Regions from separate parts of the Homo sapiens genome. Here region 1 is linked to region 2. Evidence: chromatin contacts called from ENCODE Hi-C or POLR2A ChIA-PET data. All regions are on one chromosome and are shown on one strand. Each heading gives the region's core, a stretch centred on a gene start or an enhancer-like site at or near the end of the contact. The rest is flanking DNA. Distances are from core to core; before and after follow the strand shown. Region 1 holds the start of SNAPC2 (small nuclear RNA activating complex polypeptide 2). Region 2 overlaps FSTL3 (follistatin like 3).

Region 1 (3,657 bases), core at 51-2,550, 7.2 Mb before region 2:
CTCCTGGGGATCCCCTAATCAGGTTATCCCCCGCAACTCCCACCTACCCACCAGGGACCTGCCCTGGACAGCCTCACCCTGTTCATCTGCCTCACCTCTATGGGGGCTGGGGGCTGTGCCTCCCGGCGCCTTGGTCCCTGAAGGCCACCCGGATGCACTTTCTGAATGGCCTCCCGGGCTACGCGGCCCTTGAGCTGCTGGAGGAAGACCCGGATCTAGAAAGGAAAGAGGCGGCGGAATGAGGCTTCTATGAGCTCAGGGCTGCAGCAGAGAAGCCAAAGCCCAATCCCTTGTATGCTCTGGGCCCCGCTACTGCGCCTTAGTCTCCTGCTGGCCCGGTGTTAGGAGTCCCAGTGACTGCCAAGGCCCCTACCCCACCCAGAGCGTGACCAGCTACCTAAGGAAGTTGTAAGGCCCAGGCCAGTTCCGGCTCCTTCACGCAGCCAGGGCCCAACCCTATGCTGACTACTACCCCGTTCAACTCCCTTCTTCGTCCCCTCTTCTCTATTCCCTCTCACTTCAAGCTCGTATCCTGTCCAACAGCATGCGTTGCTTTTCGCCCGGACTCGGCAGCATCTTACTCCCAGTTCATTCCGCCCGTTTAGCCCTCGCCTCACCCACGCATTACCCCGAGGCTCGCCCCGCCTTTAAAGCTTGCCCTCATCCCGCCCACGCCCCTCCCACGCCTTACTCCCAAAACGGCCCCGCCCTTAAGTCTTGCTATTAACCCGCCCACGCCCCGCCCCCAGGCTCGTCCTGCCCCTCAAACTCACCCACCCACTCTCCAAACCTCAGCGGCACGCACGCCCCGCCCCCGGCATCGCCCCGCCCCTCCGCTTCACTTATGCCCCGCCCACGTCTAGCTCCCAAGCTCGCCCCGCCCCTAGGTCTTCTCTTCCCGTCCACGCCCCGCCCCTCACCCCGCCCAGGCTCACCCACTAACGCCCCGCCACTCAGCCCCACGCCACGCCCCCGCTCGCTTACATTCCTGGCCCCGCCCCGCTGGCTCCTGCCGCAGCCCCGCCCACTCTCCGCCCCACCCCAGCCCCGCCTCCAGCCTGGCTCCGGTCCCGAGAACCGCATCTCACCTCAGCCTCGCTCCGGCCCCGCAGCTCCCGGGCCAGCTCGGTGGCGTCCGGCTCCGGCTGGCCCTGCCGCGCCTGCAGGAGTCGCACTAGCTGCCGCTTCTCGCGAGCGCTCCAGGTCGCGGGACCGGTCACCTCGCCCAGATAGCGCGCCGGGGCCGCTCGCCGCCTGGGAGGTGGCTTCATGCCGCTCAGAAAGAGGCAGGCGCTGTAAGGTCGCTTCTCCGATGGGCGGAGCTACGGGGGCCGCCGAGGTCAGAAAGAACCGCGCGGAGGCGGACGCGCGTGGGGGCGTGGCTTCGCGTTTGGAGGCCCGGGGAACCGCCCCAATGGAAGTGAAGGGGAGATCGGCACCGGAACTGGGGCGGGGCGAAGGAGACCCTCAGCCTGCACTTTATCTCATTCATGAAGTGGAGACGACACCTTGGATCCCATGCCCTCCCTCTGTTGCTGGACTAACTCATGAAGCTACTACTGTGTGCTTTGCTTCTCGCAGAGGGGTGGGTTCTGGCCGAAAGGTCAAGTCCGAAGATCCAGTCGGTCAAGAGCCTGGGCTCTGGGGTCAGACAGGCCTGGGGACTTTGGGCAAGTGATTTAGCCTTGCCGAGCCTCAGTTTCCTCCTCTGTAGACTGGGGCTGATAGTCCCACTCTTGTCTGTGTAAGGTAGAGTGGAGCTCGGGCAGGAGGGATTTAAGGAGCTCTAGACTAGACTGACAATCTAAGAGGAGGGCGAAGTCCAGACCAGGAGGGAACTGGAGCAGAGGCAGAAGGTCGAAGCGGAGCTAGGGCAGGGTCCGGGCGGGGGTAATGGAGAGCGGAGAAGGCCTGGCTTGAGAAAGATCGCAGGAGGCAGATGGGCAGGTGTCCGGGTAAGGAGAGGAGGGAGGGGGAAGGTTTATTTTAAACTTACGCTTGTGGGGTTGGGTGCCGCTTTTTTTTTTTTTTTAGACAGATTTTTGCTCTTGTTGCCCAGGCTGCAGTGCAATGGCGCGATCTCGGCTCACTGCAACCTCTGCCTCCTGGGTTCAAGCGATTCTCCTGCCTCAGCCTCCCCAGCAGCTGGGATTATAAGCACGCGCCACTACGCCCTGCTAATTCTTTTTTTGTTACTTTTTTTAGTAGGGACGGGGTTTCACCATGTCGGCCACGCTGGTCTGGAACTCCTGACCTCAAGTGATCCACCCACCTCGGCCTCCCAATGTGCTGGGATTACAGGCGGGAGCCACCGCGCCCGGCCGGGTGTCGCTTTCTGTTTGAGACAAAACGCCCTACAGTCTCCCATGGCCTGGGAGTGCACACGGGTATATGGGCATATGGGCCCCGTCCCCAGGCTCCACCCCTGTAAGTCACGATTTCTCAGGAATACCCCCCAAGTCCTGCTCCCAGCTTTCTCCCCAAGCCTCCCCACCTATCCCCCACCCCGCACGTTGCGCGCTCACTGACTGCACCAGAACTTAGCCGGTCAGTCCAGAGGTTTATTTTGAGCACAGGTGGGAGGGACAGGGGGAGGAGAGAAGCGCAGGGGTCGTGGCCTCATCAGGTCCGAGGTCCAGGGAGGCGGGTCCGGTCCTGTTGGTCCTGGTCCCGAATTGGTAGCTGGGTGTATCTCCGGACCATGTTGGGGGCGCACCATCCCTGGGAGGGGTGGCTGAGGCTCAGCGAGGGAGGGGACGCTACGCGGGCCACCTCCCTTCCCAGCAGACCACTAGCCTCTTCCATCGGTCTGCATGCCGGGGTGAGAGTGGGAGCCGGGTCCGAATGCTGAGTTCTCCTCGCCTAGTGCCTCTCCTCACCTAATGCCCCTGGCTCGACCCAAAGCCCGCGCCTGCCGCGGGTGACCCACTGCCTGAGTTCGAATCCAAGCTCCACCCAGTATTGTGACTTTTGACAAGTTACTTAATTCAGAGAATGCCTCATCATTCTCGTCTCTAAAATGGGGATTATAATAGTGTCCGCCTAGAGGTTAAGGGGATTAAGTTAGTTCATAGGCGTAAAACATTTACAACAGTGCCTGGAGGCTGGGCGCAGTGGCTCACGCCTGTAATCTCAGCACTTTGGGAGACCGAAGCGGTAGGATCACCTGAGGTCGGGTGTGCGAGACCAGCCTGACCAACATGGAGAAACCCCGTCTCTACTAAAAATACAAAATTAGCCGGGTGTGGTGGCGCATGCCTGTAATCCCAGCTACTCAGGAGGCTGAGGTAGGAGAATCGCTTGAACCCGGGAGGCAGAGGTTGCGGTGAGCCGAGATCGCGCCATTGCACTCCCGCCTGGGCAACAAGAGCGAAACTCCGTCTCAAAAAACAAACAAACAAACAAACAAACAAACAAAAAAACCACAGTGCCTGGCACGAACTAAGCGCTAGGAAGCGTCACTGTCAGATCTCCTACCTCACCCAGCTCCCTCCACCTCCATACCTACCTTCCTCACTGGGACCTCCTGGGCTGGGGACCGCTGGGCGAGGCTCTCGCGGGCGGGCCAGGGGCGTGGGGCGCTGGAAGGGAGAGGCGAGCTGCAGAAGGGCTGCTGCGCGCCACGCCAGGCTAAGGGCGGCCCCTGGGGGCTGCTGC
Region 2 (3,499 bases), core at 314-2,813:
AGTTCTTGGGCTGGCAGGGAATGGTGGCAGCCTTCTTGGCCTTCATGAAGGGCCTGGCTTGCTGGGCTAAGGTCACAGTGTTCTGAGGTCCCCACACGCACTCAGACTAGACCCTCCGTACACACCCAGGCTAGACCCTCCATACTCACCCAGGCTAGACCCTCCATACACACCCAGGCTAGACCCTCCATACTCACCCAGGCTAGACCCTCCATACACACCCAGGCTAGACCCTCCATACTCACCCAGGCTAGACCCTCCATACTCACCCAGGCTAGATCCTCCATACACACCCAGGCTAGACCCTCCGTACTCACCCAGGCTAGACCCTCCGTACTCACCCAGGCTAGACCCTCCGTACTCACCCAGGCTAGACCCTCCGTACACACCCAGGCTAGACCCTCCGTACACACCCAGACTAGAGGCTTGGGGCTGAGAAAAGCAGTCATGCCTCTTCAGGAATTACCAGCAGAGAATGCCCAGCCCTCTTGATAGTAGCAATAATTAATAGGTTTATCCCCAAAGGAGCGGAAGTGTGGAATCCTCCCCGGCAATAGGTCTTAGGGTAGGGGCTGGGGCATCCTAGAGAAGGGCCCTAAATCAGGCGCTCAGTGTCCGGAACGCAGGTCTATCCCACCCACCAGCCGGCCCCCAGGCCTCCCTTCCTCAGTCCTTCCAGGATATCGTCAGGGAGGTTCTGGGATCCCCAAGTGGTCCGAATCCGGGCTCTAAGGAGTGTCCGTGGCATATAAATTAGACTCTGCTGTGGCAATAAATAACAGGGGATGATGGGGGGCCTCGGGCACCAGGCCCAGGCCTGTCCTGCAGGCTCACACGAAGTTCTCTTCCTCTTCTGCAGACTCACCACCTGGCGGCTCCTCAGGGGTGCCTGCAAGGGTCGATAAGAGCATTGAGGGCGCAGGGCAGGGGGTTCTCCGGCCCCCAGGACAGGCCTGTGCCCCCGCCCTGCGTCTGCACCTGCGCAGCTGCCCGCGTGGCGCACGCCGATGGAGCGGCCCAGGAAGCAGGTGGCCTGGCGCATGTGGCACGAGGAGATGTAGGTGACGTTGTTGTTGCCGCAAAGCTCCTGGCCGGGGCTGGAGGGCACAGGGCAGGGCGCCGCTCGACACACCACGCAGTGGGCGCTGCCCGTCTGGTCCACGACGCACGACTGTGGCCGCGGGCACACCACGTGCTCACAGGACTCTGCAGGCCGGGTGCCAGGGGAAGTTCAGGGGACATCTCGCTGAGAACCCCGCAGGGCTCTTGGCCCCAAGACCCACCCTTAACCCCCAAGATGCGAAAACCCTCTGGTAGGAGACACAAGCACCCCCCCGCCCCCCGTGAGCCCCCCTCTCCATTCCACCCCTCAGGCTCCACCCACAAGCCCTGCCCTTCCCATTGTACCCAGGAGCCACACCTCTTTCGTGAGCTCCTGCCCCTTATGCTACCCAAAGCCCCGCCCCTCCGCGACTGCGGGGCCGCCCACCCAAACTCCACCCACAAATCCCCGCCCATCTCCACCCAGGAACCACGCCCCAGCCAAGAGCCCCGCCCCTTACATGACCCAGTCTCACCCCCCTGGTTCCATCATGCCCCTCTGGTTACACCCACAAGCCCCTCTCTGAGTCACGCTCCCGCTCTGACCATGCCACATACCTCTTGCCCAGTGTGAGCCCCCAGAGGCCCACTATTTTCCAAATCCCAACCCTACAAAAGACCCTACCCCGTGATACTCCCTCGGAAGTATAAAGACGCCCTTACTCAGGCCCCACCGCCACCCATGTGACCTGTCCTGGGCTGGAGGCCCCGCCCCTACGCACTGCGGCAGCGGCCCCGCCCCTCCAGCAGGCCCCGCCCCTCCAGCAGGCCCCGCCCCCGCAGGCCTGGCCCTCACGCATTGCGGTAGCAGCCCCGATACGTCACGCTCAGGTCCGGGTGGTCCCGCCCCAGGCCCCGCCCCCGCCTACTGCGGCAGCAGCCTCGATACATGACGCGCAGGTCCGGTAGGTCCCGCCCCGCCCCTCCACAGACCACGCCCCCACGTACTGCGGCAGCGGCCCCGGTACATGACGCTCAGGTCCGGGTGGCCGCGGCAGCGCGCGGCGCGCAGCTCGCACTCGTCGCGGTAGGTGGCGCCGTCTGAGCCGCAGACCTGCAGCCGCGCCGGGAGCCCCGAGCAGTCGGGCGCGCACTCGCAGCGCGGGCGGCCCCCCAGCATGCGGCACGCCTTGCCCGGGCCGCACTCCACGCCGTCGCACGAATCTGCGGACAGAGGACACGCGCGTGGGGCCGGGCGCGGGAGGGTCCCGGGCGTGGGGCCGCGCGAAGGCCTCGGGGCCCCTCCCTGCGCCCCTTCTGCAGGGCGGAGGCGGGGGCGCCGTCCCAGGTCAGGGTCAGTCGGAGTCGGGGCCCTCGGGTTCCCAGGGGCAGGGCTCAGGGTCCGGGCGCGGGACCGGTGGGGCCGAGGTCCGCGCTGCGCCTGCGCTGGGGGGCGGGGGCTGGGCTCGGTGCGCGCGGGCCGGGGCGGGGGGGGGTCTCTGCCCGGAATCGGGGTCCAGCGGAGCTACGCAGCCCCGGGCCGCTCCTCCTTGCAGCTGGCTGACGTCTGCTCCCGATGCACGCGCTCTTCTGGGAAGGCCGGAGGGGCCCCAGCTGCGTCAGCCTGGGGTGTTCCGCCCTTGCCAGGCGCGAGTCTGGGGCTGCCAGGACCTTCCCCCAGGAGGCGTCGGGGAGGGCGGGGCGCTGGACGGCCCTCCTGGCCTGGGGAGCGATTCCAGGGGAGGGGGCCCCCCACAGCCCTAGGCCTCTGAACCAGGAGCTGCCCCGCAGCCCCGCTGCTCAGACAGGGATATTGAGGTCCTGCTAGGGAAGCTCTCTCTGGGGTCCCCGCCCCCGCTTTCAATGTGAATGCTCATCGCCTCCTAGGCTTATCGCATCTTCCCAAGTCATCATTTTACAGATGGGGAAACTGAGGCCGGGTCGCAGCTATGAGTGCAGGGGCCCAAGCACCTCAGTTTGAAAGCTGCAGCCAGGACCCAGATGACCAACCCCCTTTCTGTTATCTGGGGGTCTGGTAGGGCCTCTGAACACAGCTGTTGAGTTTATGTGCCAGCCTCAGTTTCTCTGTGTGTAAAGTGGGGCTGACGAGGGAGCCCCACTTCCAAGGCAGTGCGGCACTCCTTAGGGGATGGCCAGCGCCCGCCACGCAGCCCTTGCAGGGCATGTGGGCCGCACCTGGGCGGCCCCGGCACAGCGGCTCACAGGCACATCTGGAAATGCTCGGCCAGGGTGGCTTTTATGCGAGCGAGAACGGAAGGGGGCCTGAGTTCCGTCCCCAGGGCCAGATGAGGTTGGGGGTGGGGGGTCCTGGGCCGTCTCATGCCCAGGCCAGGCACTTTTTGAAGACTGTCCTTCTCCCAGAAGCCAGAGGGGGGTCTGGAGGGAGCAGGGGTATGTGGCAGTGAGTTCAGGACCACCCAGCCAGGCTGATCTGGGA

Evidence for each region. Hi-C counts contacts between places; a loop is a spot of excess contacts on that map. ChIA-PET counts read pairs that join two places held with the same protein, here RNA polymerase II (POLR2A). Pooled maps may share reads with other maps.
Region 1: a loop to region 2 is called in a pooled map, with 19 times the contacts of the local background. The contact joins the promoter of SNAPC2 here to the enhancer-like site in region 2. A Hi-C loop is called at or near these places in 2 of 50 pooled maps. POLR2A ChIA-PET finds 5 or more read pairs at or near these places in 2 of 52 experiments (SK-N-SH and WTC11).

The regions. Positions count from the first base shown.
Region 1 is chr19:7,917,981-7,921,637 of GRCh38, reverse strand. SNAPC2 (small nuclear RNA activating complex polypeptide 2) reads right to left here and starts at 1,300. Exons shown (of 5, transcript NM_003083.4): 1 at 1,089-1,300; 2 at 96-215. The coding sequence starts at 1,271. It overlaps TGFBR3L (transforming growth factor beta receptor 3 like), which reads right to left. Exons shown (of 7, transcript NM_001419781.1): 6 at 3,509-3,581; 7 at 2,541-2,721. The coding sequence ends at 3,514. RefSeq lists enhancers at 1-72, 1,773-2,272, 2,948-3,657 and silencers at 741-940, 1,021-1,250, 3,513-3,582.
Region 2 is chr19:679,040-682,538 of GRCh38, reverse strand. FSTL3 (follistatin like 3) reads right to left here. Exons shown (of 5, transcript NM_005860.3): 3 at 2,050-2,265; 4 at 979-1,206; 5 at 1-889. The coding sequence ends at 831. Among named protein-coding and RNA genes, the nearest start is that of FSTL3, 4.4 kb to the right of the region's middle. RefSeq lists enhancers at 508-1,056, 1,057-1,606, 3,291-3,499 and silencers at 1,427-1,526, 1,717-2,496, 2,527-2,836. Within about 2 kb of position 1,563, at least 41 of the 41 ENCODE cell types and tissues checked have a DNase peak (open chromatin) inside an H3K27ac peak, as active enhancers do.